Regions from separate parts of the Homo sapiens genome. Here region 1 is linked to region 2. A link is an interaction called in ENCODE POLR2A ChIA-PET data of the cell type or tissue named here. Cell type or tissue: B cell. All regions are shown on one strand. Each heading gives the region's core, and the rest is flanking DNA. Links, peaks and the distances in the headings are about the cores only.

Region 1 (7,857 bases), core at 1,707-6,706, 1.0 Mb after region 2:
AAACAGACTAACACGTGAAAGAAGTAACTCACCTAGAATCTTAATGCCCATTACTGATATGAATTGAACTGTTTTTATTTGAACATTCACACTCATACAGATATGAATTAACAGTACATGGACAATATAGAGTTGTACATGAAAATTAACTTATTCTCTTGTTACAAAATTAGGATTATCCTGATGACACGATTTTGTAAACTTTTGCCACCATATATTAACAATGTCCATGGAGAAGAAGAATAAATGCCTACTGCTGCACAGTTTAGGATGTTTCTAGTATTTCAGGATATTAGAATATTATCATGAACAGCTACATATATAAATTTAGTGAACATCTACTAACATGTACTAGCAAATGCCAAACATGCAATAATGTAAAGAAAAATGGACTCCCAGGTAACGCAAAATACAGCAACTGCTATAACCACTGATGCTGGCAAGACCAGGAAAAGTAGCTCCTTTGGATAGGATGACAGCTAGAAACATTAACTAGGGATTAAGACTGATATTGGCAGGGTACGGTGGCTCACGCCTGTAATCCCAGCACTTTGGGAGGCTGAGGCGGGTGGATCACTTGAGGCCAGGAGATTAAGACCAGCCTGGACAACATGGCAAACGCCGTCTATACTAAAAATAGAAAAATTAGCCAGGTGTGGTAGCACATGCCTGTAATCCCAGCTGCCTGGGAGTCTGAGGCACGAGAATCCCTTGAACCCAGTGGGGCAGAGGTTGCAGTGAGCCAAAGATCGCACCACTGCACTCCAGCCTGGGCGACAGAGACAGAGAGAGACACTGTCTCAAAAAAAAAAATTAAATAAAGACAGTAATACTGATGATCCTGACCCTGTGTAGGCCTAGGCTAAAGTGTGTGTTTGTGTCTTAGTTTTACATTTTAAAAAATTTTTTTAATAAAAGAAAATATATTTGTACACTATAAAATGTGCTTGTGTTTGAAGCTGTGTTATTACAAAAGAGTCAAAAGTTAAAAACCATTTATAAGTTTATCAGGCAAAAAAGTTAAGCTAAGCTTTGTTTATTACTGAAGAAAAAACACTTTTTAAATGAACATAGTGTAGCCTAGACATAGTGCTTATAACGTCTACAGTAGTGAGTGTACAGTCATGCCCTAGGCCTTCACATTCACTCACCACCCACTCACTGACTCACCCAGAGCAACTTCCAGTCCAGACACATGTAACGTGTCCCATGCAGGTGGACCATGTTTAATCTTTTTTACCATATTTTTACTATACTTTTTCTATGTTTACAGATGTTTAGATATACAAATACCATTATGTTCCAGTTGCCTACAGTATTCAGGACAGTAACCTGCTGCACAGGTTTGTAGCCTAGGAGCAACGGGCTATACCATATAACCTAGGTGTGTAGTAGGCTGTGTTATCTACATTTGTGTAAGTGCAGTCTGCGATGTTCACACAATGACGAAATCACCTAATGACACATTTCTCAGAACATATCCCTGTTAAGTGATGCATAGTTGTCGATATATGTAGGATTCCCCTACACCAGGGGAAATAAACAATAGAAAATACAACAGAAGAAAAAATGGCATTCACAGTAGAAACAGAAGCTGAACTAGGGTCTCTTACTGTAACAAAGAAGACAAGATCATTACGGAAAAAAAAAAAAAATCTGACCTCCATTGAATAAAACATTAATACCACTGATAAGTGGTTTCCACTCGGGATATAGATCAGTGTCACCAGAGGAGATTTTAAAAAATACAATTGCTAGACTCCACTCTCTAGAGATTATAATTCAGTTCATCTGTGGTCAATGGGACATATTTTTTTAAAAGCTACCTAGCAAATTCTAATATAAAGCCATGGTTGAAAACTACCAGTTTAAATATGTTTTTAAAATAACACAGGAGGGAGTCATTCTTCTAGATATCAAAATATATAAACAAGTTGTAGCAATAAAAATAAAAGCAAAATCCACTGTGAAATTAGAACAGAAACAGACAAATTGATCAGAACAGAGCAGGGAGCCTAAAAAGGTGAGAGAGAGAGAATGTGTGTGTCTGTGTCTCTGTGTGCATATATACGAGTGTGTGGATCTTGACATATGATACAGGTAGCATCACAAACCACTAGGTTATTTAGTAAATGAGATTTGGGAAAATTCGTTTGCCATAGAAGAAAATACAGAAACATAACTTTGTTAACTAGGAATGGAGAAATATTTCCTACACAAGACCCAGAAGGTTAAAAAAAAAAAAAAAAGGTTGGATCATAACAAAATTAAAGATTCCGTTTAATGAAAGATTTCAAAGAAAAAATCTGACAGGTGAAAAACAAAAGATGCGTATACCATTTAAAATCCAACGAGAGACTGAAAAAAGAAGAAAACTGCTATAAATTAGGGCAGAAAAATGGGAAACAGATATGAAAAGCTAACAGAAAAAGAGGCAAAGGATATATAAATGGCGAACTCAACCGAGGAAAAACACACACAGTATACGATAGGATATTCCACTGCATTAGTAATCAGATAGCTGCAAATAAGAACAATAACATATCACTTTGTGCTGGATTGCTCCATCTGTTGCATCAGATTGGAAAAAATTATAAGGTCAGAAAATGCCACATGCCAGCAAGAATGCAGGGAGCAACAGCTGGTGAAAGTGTCAATGAGATAACAATCTGGTCGTACTTAAGGGAATTATGCATATGCCAGAGAGAGGGTCCCCTGGGGGCAAGGAAGAACATGAATGGGGATAGGTGATGAAGGGGAAAGATACAATAAAATAAGGTGGGAGACTCTACACGGACCAATCATGACAGTGTGCCATGAAGTGAGTGCTAACTCCAGTCCGAGCCCCTGAGCTGGGGAGGGAGCGGAGCGGGGCAGCTCCGCGTCACAGGTCCCTTCACCCAACCAGCAGGTATTCAGTCTCTACATACCAGGAACTGCATCCCATCCTAGCGACCGAGTAGCAAAAGATCAAGCCCTTACCCTCATAGGGTTTATGTCCTAGTGAAGGAAACAATAAAAAGGAAACAAATAAGATAATGATAAGAGAGTGTTAACAGCTAACAAGTAAGACAGTGATAGTGACAGAAAGTGATGGAAAGAGGGTTTCACTAATGAAAGGATAGCCAGAGGTGAGATCCCGCAGGTCTGCAGAAAGAAAATGAACCAGGCATTCAGCAAGCCGAGAGATGAGATCCCAAAGAATTGCGTTCAAGGGCTGGGCGTGGTGGCTCACGCCTGTAATACCAGCACTTTGGGAGGCCGAGGCGGGCGGATCATGAGATCAGGAGATCCAGACAATCCTGGCTAACACAGTGAAACCCTGTCTCTACTAAAAATACAAAAAAATTAGCCGGGTGCCTGTAGTCCAGTTTAAATATGTTTTAAACTGGAGGCTGAGGCAGGAGAATGGCGTGAAGCCGGGAGGTGGAACCTGCAGTGAGCTGAGATCACACCACTGCACTCCAGCCTGGGGGACAGAGCAAGACTCCGTCTCGAGAAGAACTGCGTTCAAGGTCATCAAATACAAAGTTGTCATAGTACAGGCGACAGTGTGTTCTAAAGATGACTTTCAGGTACTTCCTGTCATTCAGCTCCCAGAAGCAACCTTCAAAATACCTGTTATATAAAATGTAAACTATAAGGGTTATTGTGAGAGTCCAACATACGGTGATTAAAGAATGCAAACTTTTTGAAGGGGAAGAGGGAGGAGGCAGCATCGATATGAATGTGCTATGCCTCTAAAAAATGTTTCTGGAAAATTACTAGGATCCACAAACTTTTCCTTCACTCCTTAAAAAGTAATTGAGTAATCATATTTTTTCCCCAGCACAGTGCCAGGAAATGAGGTTAAGTATTAAATTTTCTGTCTTTGCTTCAATTGTATAAGATGCAGGATCCTATTTATTTTATATACGTACTGTTTTTATGGATAAAAGAAAACATTTATTGCATGCTTGCAATCTGCAAGGCCCTGTTCCCTGAGCTTCTACACATTGGAGCCCACTTACATTCACAACAAAATACTATATTATTTCCACTTTAGAGACGGAACAACAGAGGTTAAGAAACTTGCCTAAAGTCAAAGTACTAGAAAGCAGCAGAGCAGAGATTCAAACCCAGGTCTTTCAAAGTGTTAACCACTACACTTACGTTTCCCCCTAGAGTGGCTGGCCCCTGCAGTGGCTGTAGCACATGGCCTTAGAACTTATTAGAAATGCAAATCGCCAGGACCTCCCCTCCCAGACCGACTGATCAGAAATTCTGGGGCTGGAAGGCAGCTGCCTAAGGTTTCACAAGCCCTCCGTGTGATCCCAAGGTATGCTAAAGTTTGAGAACCACTGGTAGAAATTTTTCATACTAAGCATAATGTGAAAGGTGAAATTACTACCATTTTGAAACTTCTAAAATATAAAATTTGTATCCTATTTAAAATGACTATGAAGAAACGAAAACAGTGTTAGTTCATTTCCTCACTGCTCAACTTCTTTCTCCCAAACTTGACAAAATGCCTAATCTCTATCCTGATTATACTATGTACAAAAAGGGTACTCTGATGAGCGTTAGAGCACAGAGGTCTGAACTCACTCTTCAGAAGTAATCAGAAGCCATAATAGGAAGAGAAAAAAACAATATTTTGAATATCAGCAGAAGCTTGATAAATCTTGGGCCATAACTCCAAATTTTGATCCCAGGCTCAACTCCAAATTTTTACAACATGACTTCAACAGTCTTCCCAATGCCAAAAAAAGAAGTTACAACCCCGAGAAATATTTGATTAACAAGATTCAAACTGCTTTAAGTGCACATACAGAGAAACTGTCCAAGAGTGTGTTTTTATCAGGAGTGAAGCTAAGGAATGCCTAATTACACATCAGACCCTCTGACAATATTCACAGCAAAAGGGGTTAACGTTATCCCTGTCCCTGCACACACCTGCCGTGTACGGCATCCTACCTGATCCTTCTCTTTTCAAAGCTATATCTAGACCGGGAGACTTTTCTCCCCAACTCAAGTACTCAATTTGAGCAGTACAGCTCTATGTGTATTCAAGTTTGCCTATTTCTAATAAGGCCTTTTTTTGTTGTTAAAGGGATGGAAGAAAGAGTATGAGAAATAAGTATATTCAAGCACCTACCATAATCTGAAATCTTCCATAAGCCAAATAACTCTCTGAAGCTATTCACTCGCATACTCAAGTCATTAATTTTATAAATTTCAGGTTTCTACTTATTCCAAAAATTTAAAACATAAAATTGAAGATTAAGGAGTACTTAGTCCAAGCTTGGACCACAGGAGAGCTATAAACCTGTCTTAAAATGCTTAATGACCTGATTAAGGTCATCAAAGGTAAAGAAAACTCTAGGAAGCAGCCTTTTAATCTGCCTGGCTACTTACAACCACCCACCTTTTCCATGCCCACGCTCTCCTAAGGGCTGAAGGCACTGCCAAGAATGACCTTCCTAGAAGGGCTGAATCCTATTTATTTTCTCTCTCCCAAATCTCCACCAAATCCCCTAAGAACTGGCAGTGTTCTGGTAAGAAACAATTTACTATTGCTCTCCTCCCCACCCACAGTTCAGTGCAACTGAAGTGAACACACACACACCCCAACCACTGAAAGACTTTCTCACTTAGATTCCTATCCTGCATTTTCAAAGTCCAAAGTTGTCTTCAAAATATCTTGCAAAATGCAGTCGTACCAGCTAGTCTTTAATCTCCACTAACATTGCCAGTTCTATACCCAAAATGGATATCGCAACTGCTATGTATTTTCATCTCCCTTCTCTAACAATCAGTAACAAGCAACCCAATCAGTAATAAACAAGCCTGACAAATAGCTCCTAAATTCACAGAGAAAAGAATGGTCTCCTCTCTTTCATAAGTAAAGCAAGCTGATAATGTTCTAGTAAATAGAAAGACTAAATGCCTCTTCAAGAAAAAAACATTTATATGCCTGGAAAAAACATCTTGGGTTTTTTTGTTTTTGTTTTTTTACTTAAGTATCTGTTCATAGTAGGTAGCAAATAATCTTTCCACACATATGCACTTTACCAGTTCTTTTAAAGACTCAGTAATCTAAGAAAGCAAAGCATAAGACTATGCTGAAAGAGCTAAGCCGCAGTTTACATAAAATTTAAACAAAACACAAGACATTAAAAAAATTCAACTACTCATAAATAAAGACCAATAAATCTACACTTTGGTCTGGGTTTCTGAACACAGGAAGAATCAGAGGGTTCAATAGGAGAGGTTATTTCTGAAATCGTAGGCATACCTTGAAGATATCACATGTTCCATTCCAGACCACCTTAGTAAAACTAACACTGCAATAAGGTAACAGAAATGTTTCTGCTTTCCAAGTGCATATAGAAGTTATATTTACAGTATACTGTAGTCTATTATGTTGGCAATAGCATTAGCTCTTAATTTTAAAATGCTTTATAATTTTTTTAAAATGCTAGTGATCATCCGAGCCTTCAGGGAGTCATAATCTTTTTGCTGGTGGAGGATTTTGCCTTGATGTTGATGGCTGCTGACTGAACAAGGTGCTGGCTGCTGAAAGATGGATGGCTGTGGCAATTTCTTAAAATAAGAAAACAATAAGGCCGGGCGCTGTGGCTCACGCCTGTAATCCTAACACTTTGGGAGGCTGAGGTGGGTGGACTGCGTGAGCTCAGGAGTTCAAGACCAGCCTGGTCAACAGAGTGAAACCCCATCTCTACTAAAATATAAAAAATTAGCCAGCTGTGGCAGTGTGCACCTGTAATCCCAGCTACTCAGGAGGCTGAGACAGGAGAATCTCTTAAACCTGGGAGGCGGAGGTTGCAGTGAGCCAAGATCGTGCCATTGCACTCCAGCCTGGGCAACAGAGCGAGACTCCGTCTCAAAAAAATAAAAAAAATGAAGTTTGCCACATCAACTCACTCTGCCTTTCAGAAAAGATCTCTCTTTTGGTAGCATTTCACCCACAGTAGAACCTCATTCACAATTGAAGTCAATCCTATCATACCCTGCCACTGCTTTATTAACCAAGTTTACAGAATATTGTAAATCGTTCATTGTCATTTCAACAATGCTCACAGCATCTTCACCAAGAATAGACTCTCTCTCAAGAAGCCACTTTCTTTGCTCATTCAGAAGAAGCAACTCTTCATCCATTCGAGTTTGATAATAAGATTGCAGCAATTCAGTCATATTTTCAGGGTCTACTTCTAATTCTAGTTCTCAGTATACTATTTCCACCACATCTGCAGGTACTTCTTCCACTGAAGTCTTGAACCCCTCAAAGTCATCCATGAGAGCTGGAATCAACTTCTTCTAAATTCCTGTTAATGGTGACATTTTGACCTCCTCCTTTGAATCACAAATGCCCTTAATGGCATCTAGAATTGTGAATCCTTTCCAGGTTTTCAATTTACTTAGCCAAGATCCATCAGAACAATCACTATCTATGGCAGCTATAGCTTTACAAGATGTGCTTCTTAAATAATAACTCTTGAAAGTTGAAATGACTCCTAGATCCATGGGTACAGAGTGGATGTTGTGTTAGCAGGTATGAAAACATTAATTTCCTTGTACATCTCCATCAGAGCTCTTGGGTGACCAGGTGCATTGTCAATGAGCAGCACTTGTTCAATGGTACCCTTTCTTCTGAGCAGTGGGTCTCGACAGTGAGCTTAACAGATTCAGTAAACCACGCCATAAACAGATGTACTGTCATCCAGGCTTTGTCGCTCCATTTATAGAGCACAGGCAGAGTAGATTTTGCATGACGCTTAACAATTTTTGGAATGGTAGATGAGCAGTGGCTTCAACTTAAAGTCACCAGCTGCACTAGCTCCAAACAAAAGAGTC
Region 2 (7,857 bases), core at 1,025-6,024:
ATTAGAAAAAACTACTTTAAATTTCTTATGGAACCAAAAAAGAGCCCGTATAGCCAAGACAATCCTGAGCAAAAAGAACAAAGCTGGAGGCATCACGCTACCTGACTTCAAACTATACTACAAGAAGGGTAAGTTTTAAAAATGTGAAGCACAATAATTTTTTGTTGACCTTTAAAAAGTATATTTTTAATTTGTAAGGTACAGTGTTAGATATTTTTACTAAAATAACACAATCATTTGCACACTCTCTCATCTAATTACTCTGTTTTAGTTCCTATGAACCTGATTATAAACCAACAATATTTCTTTTGGTCTATTTATAAGCTTTTGTTTTTATATTTGAATAAACATTTAATAAAAAAACCATTGTATAATTTTAAATTATAGACTCTACATTTACTCAAATAAAAATTTCTTCTCTCTTCTGATAAACCTATTTCTGACTAGCATTTCTCTAGTTTATATATCTATAATCACAGCTGTTTCCTATACTAATATAATCTTTTCTGCACATATATTGAGGGTGTCTTATTTAAAATATATCAAAAAATATTTTAACAACCTAAGAGTTATTGTTTTCTAATTGTGGAGTATAGTTTTTATTTTTTTCATTCTTTATTGTTGAAGATGCTTATTCTTTTTCATAATTTACTATACTTTTTTTTTTTTTTGAGACAGAGTTTTTGTGCTGTTGCCCAGGCTATATACCTATTAGCATAAGCCCCTTTCTCACTGGTTGCAAGCCTAAGCTTCTCTGCAGGTAGAAGCTCCTTTAGGCGAAACTATTCAATTCCCAACAACTTTTGCACTTTCAAAAAGAGAAGAAAAGAACCCAAAACAGGCCAGGTGCAGTGGCTCACACCTGTAATCCTAGCATTTTGGGAGGCCTAGGTGGGCGGATCACTTGAGGTCAGGAGTTTGAGACCAGCCTGGCCCACATGGTGAAACCCTGTCTCTACTAAAAGTACAAAAATTAGCTGGGCATGGTGGCACATGTTTGTAATCCCAGCTACTCAGGAAGCTGAGGCCGGAGGATCACTTGAACCCAGGAGGCAAAGGTTGCAGTGAGCTGGGAGGCACAGGTTGCAGTAAGCAGAGATAGCACTCCAGCCTAGGTGACAGAGCCAGACTCCATCCCCCTGAGAGACGACAACACGCTAGCAGCCCTTGCTCGCTCTCCGTGCCTCCTTGGCCTCAGCCTCCACTCTGGCCACGCTTGAGGAGCCCTTCAGCCCGCCGTTGCACTGTGGGAGCCCCTGTCTGGGCTGGCCGAGGCCTGAGCCAGCTCCCTCTGCTTGCCGGAAGGTATGGAGGGAGAGGCCTGGAGGGAGAGGCGCGGGTGGGAACTGGGGCTGCGCAGAGCACTCGCGGGCCAGCGTGAGTTCCGGGTGGGCGTGGGCTCGGCGGGACCTGCACTTGGAGTGCCCAGGGCAGTGAGGGGCTTAGCACCAAGCCAGCAGCTGCGGAGGATGCCCCGGGACCCCTAGCACTGCCGGCCTGCGCGCACCACTCTCGAATTCTCACTGGGCCTCAGCCGCCTACCCGCGGGTCAGGGCTCAGGACCTGCAGCCTGCGGCATATGCCCAAATCCGCCCCGCGCCCCCCACCCCCGCTCCCGCCCCGCCCCCCACCCCCGCTCCCGCCCCGCCCCCCTCCCCCGCTCCCGCCCCGCCCCCCCCGCTCCCGCCCCGCTTCCCCCACCCCCTCTTCCCCCGCTCCTCCCCTGGCTCCTCCCCGCCATGGGCGCACTGCCCACTGCTCTGCAGCGCCAGATCCCATTGACCCCTCAAGGGCTAAGGAGTGCCCGCGCACCGCCTGGGACTGAAGGTCAGCTCCGCCCGCGGCCCATGGCGCAGGATCCACCAGGCCTATGTAAAGCCAGCTGGGCTCCTGAGTCGCTTGGCGACTTGGAGAACTTTTATGTCTAGCTGGAGGATTGTATATGCACCAATCAGCACTCTACGTCTAGCTCCAGGGGTTTGTGGATGCACCAATCAGCACTCTGTATCTAGCTAATCTGGTGGGGACTTGGAGAACTTTTATGTCAAGCTAGAGAATTGTAAACGCACCAATCAGCACTGTGTCTAGCTAAAGGTTTGTAAATGCACCAATCAGTGCTCTGTGTCTAGCTAATCTAGTGGGGACTTGGAGAACTTTTATGTCTAGCTAGAGGATTGTAAATGCACCAATCAGCACTCTGTGTCTAGCTCAGGGATTGTAAACACTAATCAGCACCCTGTCAAAACGGACCAATCAGCTCTCTGTAAAACGGACCAATCAGCTTTCTTTAAAATGGACCAATCTGCAGGATGTGGGTGGGGCCAGATAAGGGAATAAAAGCAGGTTGCCTGCGCTAGCCACCGCAGCTTACTGTGGTCGTCTTCCTGACGGTGTGTTTTGTTCTTTCCGCTTTTTGCAATAACAGTTGTTGCTGCTGAGTCTTTGGGGCTGTGCTGTCTTTGTGAGCTGTAACACTCACTGTGAAGGTTTGCGGCTTCACTCCTGAAGGCAGTGAGACCACTAACCCACCAGGAGGAACAAACAACTCCAGACGCGCACCGTTTTTATGAACTGTAACACTCATCATGAAGGTCTGCAGCTTCGTTCCTGAGGCCAGCAAGACCACAAACCCACCGGAAGGAAGAAACTCCAGACACGTCTGAACATCTAAAGGAACAAACTCCAGACGCACCATCTTTAAGAACTGTTAACACTCACCGCCAGGGTCTGCGGCTTCATTCTTCAAGTCAGCGAGGCCAAGAACCCAGCAATTCTGGACACACCCGACCCTCCAAAAAACTGAAAATAAAGGACAAATATTTAGGTCTCATATCCCTACATGTTTGCAGGAAGGTTCTGCTTTGAGCTGTATCCGTATAATGACAGGTGATATCCTGAGGACATTCCACATTTGCCTCTTTGGCATCTGGAAAAGAATCCAGTTTCAATTCCGAAACATCCCATCATCGTAAATGCTCTGGCACTGGCCTCTAAGCACAGTCTCCCTCCACCCCAAGATAGTGCATTCTTCCCCACCCACCCCCGCCTCAATATTCCTACTCCCTTGTCCCTCACTGGTTTTCCAGTTGGGACTCTTGCTGGTAGGGTGTCTAGAGGTGGGGTCAAAACCATCTTAATGGACAAAGGTAAAAGCCATTTAAAAAAAGAGATGGGGGACGTGTTTTCATTTCACTCCGATCCTCTGCCCTATTGAAGAGCGCTTTCTGCTTTCCAGGTGAGTATCAGAGTATTCTAACATATTCGTTTTTTGGAGAGAAACATGTAAGCCTCAAATATCCTAGGAGAAGCCCTATGCTATTTGGGGGTACTCAGTGAAGATTTCAGGTACATACAACGCACTTGTCTGGAAGCCTGTGGAGAAATGTAAAAAGGGTTTCTAAGGAATATTTTCTCTTTCCTTTCTGCTCTATTTTAAGTTTCTGCTAACTTGTCCCCGACCCCACAACTGCTCACGACCTTCGTGAAGGTCAACCTTTCCTACCGCGTGGAGTGAGTTGGGATGCATACTGGGGAGTTGTATAAGAGTGTCTGAGAAAGGGAAATGCAGAGTTGAATGAAAGTGTTTCCCGGGAGGGGCCGAGTGGAAAGCAGCAGGTGGCCGGCGCGGGTGGAACCCAGCGCGGGCGCAGAGCGTCTCTGGCGTGGGCATTCGGTGCAGCGAGTCCGCGGGAATCTTGGATGCGCGGAGGTCCCCGGACCGCGGTGACGGACGGGGCTGCGATCGTGGCCGGTGAGACTGGGAGCGGAGGGCTGGGGCGGCGCCCGAGGGAGGGCACAAACCCGGGAGGCCTCAGCCGACGGCGCAGCTTTACGCGGCCGTAGGGCGCCCGGGGTTGAGTGGTGTCCTAGCAACAGGTGGGCGCCGACTGCGGCGGGGCAGGGCGCTGCAGGTGACTTCGGCCGGGGGTCCCCAGGCCCACCCCATGGGGGCTCTGCAGCCGGCCGCGTAGATCGGGAAACCGGGGCCGCTCTCCGGCCCCGCCGCTGCTGCTCTCGCCTGCTTCCCTTTCCCTCCCGGGGGCCGAGACCTGCCCCCTCCCCTTTTCTCTCCCAGGCCCATCTCGCTCCTTCCTCCCCGCGAGACCCTGCCTCGGCCCTCGGTTGGGGACCGTCTGCTCCTCAGTCCCTGCGCCCCTCTCTGCACTACCCTGGACCCATCACCTCCCGGATCGGTTCTCCACTTACCCCGCTGTTTCCCTGTCTCTCCTTCCGCGAGCCCATCTTTCTCCTTCGCCCTTGCAGCTCGGCCTCCCGCTCCCAACGTGGTGTTCGCCGTCACTTCCCACCTCGTCCCTTTACCGAATCCATTCTTGGAAACTTAGGGTCTCAGCTCTGACGCCCCCTTCTTGTAACGAGTCTGGTGGGGGCCGTCATCCCACACTAGGCTTAGCTTTGATTTTACTTAGGGCCCTGTTCATGCCAGTTCTAAAAGTTCGATTTTCTGTAGGTCTTACTGAGTAACTTCTGCATTCTCAGAAAGCCGTGTATGCGCGGACTCCCGGTGGATGTTACCAATCACATTCATAGATCTCAGAGCTGATGGCTGCCTTTCCATAGCCCCCTAAAGAATTCGGTCGTGCTTCTGCATAAGTGTTAACGACATGATTCCCGAATGGGTTTTATTTCACTAATGATGCTGGAAGCTTAAAATTGACCATTAGAAAGAAAAACAATCTATGGTATCTATTGGATAGAGAGAAAAATGAGTGTTAACTGATTCCCAGTTTATGTAAACACGTAATCAAAGCTTTTTCCTTTTTAATCTTTAAACTTATTTTCTTTACTTCAAAGGTATGTGCTATTTACATGGATTCATTTTAACTATGGTTCTTAAGCCAAAAGAGCTAATGGATTGGCAATGGGTAGGAACTGGGGAGCAACTGCTTTTGATTTTAAAATCTTAGTTTTGAGTTATACCGACCATTTTGGAACACCATTTATTTATTTTCTAATAACATTGAACTTGCCTTCTGGATTGTCATAGGCCACCCTGAGGGTTTTTTTTTTTTTTTTTTCTTTTTGAGATGGAGTCCACTCTGTCGCATAGGCTGGCGTGCAGTGGCGCGATCTCGGCTAACTGCAACCTCCACCTCCCTGGGTTCAAATGACTCTCCTGTCTCAGCCTCCTCAGTAGCTGGGATTACAGGCGCGCGCCACCAAGCTGGCTAATTTTTGTATTTTTAGTAGAGACGGGCTTTTCACCATGTTGGTCAGGCTGGTCTTGAACTACTGACCTCGTGATCCACCCGCCTTGGCCTCCCAAAGTGCTGGGATTACAGGCGTGAGCCACCGCGCCCGGCCTCACCCTGAGGTTTTCTTAAGCTGACCAACCTTCTTTAATAAAACTGTGCATTGCTACCGTTCACTGGACTTGGAAATACAATTTGAGTAGATTCAAATGCTACATTTCTGTCAAAATTTATCTTGACGGAAATAAGAACGATTTTGCATTTCTTAGTTCTGTGCTAAGGGTCCTTCAAGAAGTTACTATATGGTATATTGACTAGTATAGCGTTAATAATCTGTTTAATTTCACATTTTTTCTTTAAAAATGTGCAAGAAGCAATCTTTATAAGATTACCAAAACAAATGTTATGCTTAAGATTAAAGACGAGCTGTTCACCTGTCTTTCTGTGTAAGATAAAGCTATTTGCAGTTATTTTACACTATTTTACACTTATTTGTGCTTATTTTATGCAACGTTGGGAAACGCAAGTCTCACACATACACATCAGAACATGTTTATGTGTTTAAAGCATTTCTCATCAGTTAGCAATAGAAACAAAATGCTGGAATACTAAAACAAACGCCCAGAACAAATTCGTGCACTAACTTCTACGCTTTATTTCATGAACACTTTGGTATATATGTCTGGATCAGTTGTTCTCGACCCTATCTGATCCAGTACTCGGTTTTTATAACAAAATTTTGTAATGCTGCTTTACGATCCTGAAATCAAGATCATAGATTATAATCGTACATATTTAATAAAGTTTTCAATATCAATAGCGTGCTAACTATAAAGAAAATAATTGTAATAAAATATCAGCATGTAAACGCTTGAGTTACCACTACGCTAGAGTATATAAGGAAGTAGTCAGATGTCCAGCCTTACACAGAATTACTGTAAACACAGCAGCCCCAAATGCAGACTGGTAACAGACGTGCCATTGCAACTTAAATTTCTCAAATAACCTTGCTATCAATGATGTCTTGGTAAAATTCCATGTAAAACAAAGTATGTACTACCTTCCTTTCATTTATGAAAGCTACAATTCTGGAAAATTCAGGGTATAATAAAACTGTGACAAAATACTTTGCGATTTTTGCAAAGTGTAGAAAAACTCTAGGCTCAGGTAGTGCTTATCTGAAGCTTTTCACTTATCAGATACCTGGAGGTTACAGCAGAATTCTTCCTTCTGAGGTACTGTCCTGCACAGAAGGGTATTTTACATCCTTGGTCCTCATCACTAAAGGCTGATAATGCCCCCTTTCCTATCGTGTTGGTAACTAGACATCTCTATAATATTTCTATACTCTATCAGCAGAAAGTACTGCCCTGTTGTGATCCAATGATCTCCTGTGATTGAATTTAATAGATAGTTCTAAGATTTAATACAGTGCAGAATGTAAAATCTCCAAGTCTAATCTTTGTACTTTGAGCCTTTGTAAAAATATAATGATCGGAAAAAACCTAATTTTATTCTATTTTTAATTGTATAACCATTCATCTAACATTATGGAAGAAATATTTTATCAACAAGTGTTATTACAATGACAAAGGAAACAAATATAGCTTATCTGCAAAAAAAGCCTTAAATGTTCATTATAAATTAAAGTCAGAAGTTGCGTTCTAACTTGGCTCTTATTTAATGTTACAGATACTGTTATTTTTTAAAAGATCTTCTTTTACAGACTAATTTCTATTTAGCCAATGTGAAGTTTGTTTCACTTGAATTTGTTTTAAATTTTACTGCTAGACTCTTCCGGTAACTAATTTAGATAAAAAGGCAGAAAGACTCTCACTTATTCCTACCTCTCTCACATTAACTCTTAAGAAGGTTGCAAATTACAGTAAAATGTCATTCTGGGCAGGATATATGGGCAGAGAATATAGTATTTGGATTGTCCAGATAGTCTGGTAATAGGATCAATGTTTCCTACATCAATTTTCAGAAAAAAATTATATTTCACAATACTGTTCTTATTCTATTTCTTTTTTTTTTTTTTATAACTCAGAAGGCACTTGGGGAAACCAGAGCTATCAGAATCATGTTCTTCAGTCATCATTGTGATGATGCAGGTATTATCACTATAAGAAAGTCAGGATAACAATATTCAGTTTAATAGTATAATTCTAAACAATGTGAGTCCTGGCTCAAAGGAGCATTTGTCCTTGAAACTGCTGGCTCCCAACAGAGCTGTGAACAAAAGCCCTTAATGCCAACCTCTTCCACTTCTTTTTTTCCACTCTTGGAGTTTTCTGTTTGGGTTTTATGCCTATCTGTTTGAATCCTCTCTCTAAGGCCCCAGGAAAATTAGAAAGAAGTTATTAATTTCAGAGCAGACAAATACAAGAAAGTTCTTAAATACTAGTCAGTTTTACCTAGTGCTGGTTTACTACTTTATTGAACTGAAGAGCAATTAGATAATGTTAAAAGAATCTTCCAAGATTAATAAGCAGAATGTGGGATGGGGAGTACTAGTTTAAAGTCTTGAAAATGAAAAATGTTCCAAGGAAAAGGTGGACGCTATTGTCTCTTTCTCTTTCTGCTCTGATGTAGTGCGTGTGCTAAGCTCAGGTCTGAGCACTGGCGGATCCCATGGGTGTGGCTC

Evidence for each region. Peaks named below come from ENCODE experiments on the same cell type or tissue, not always from the same donor. Only the 100,000 strongest peaks of a DNase experiment are listed, where the experiment ranks them.
Region 1: POLR2A ChIA-PET joins it to region 2 with 6 read pairs; 3 of 35 experiments call an interaction of 5 or more read pairs at or near these places.

Annotation. Positions count from the first base shown.
Region 1 is chr10:28,290,811-28,298,667 of GRCh38, forward strand. The region is part of intron 1 of MPP7 (MAGUK p55 scaffold protein 7); the gene reads right to left. Among named protein-coding and RNA genes, the nearest start is that of MIR8086, 5.4 kb to the left of the region's middle. In B cell, for the core only: no CTCF peak of the experiment used is centred there; no DNase peak of the experiment used is centred there.
Region 2 is chr10:27,255,152-27,263,008 of GRCh38, forward strand. It overlaps the pseudogene ODAD2P1. Among named protein-coding and RNA genes, the nearest start is that of ACBD5, 18 kb to the left of the region's middle. In B cell, for the core only: no CTCF peak of the experiment used is centred there; DNase peaks (open chromatin) are centred at 2,370, 3,750 and 3,940; H3K4me3 peaks cover 1,292 bases; H3K27me3 peaks cover 2,632 bases.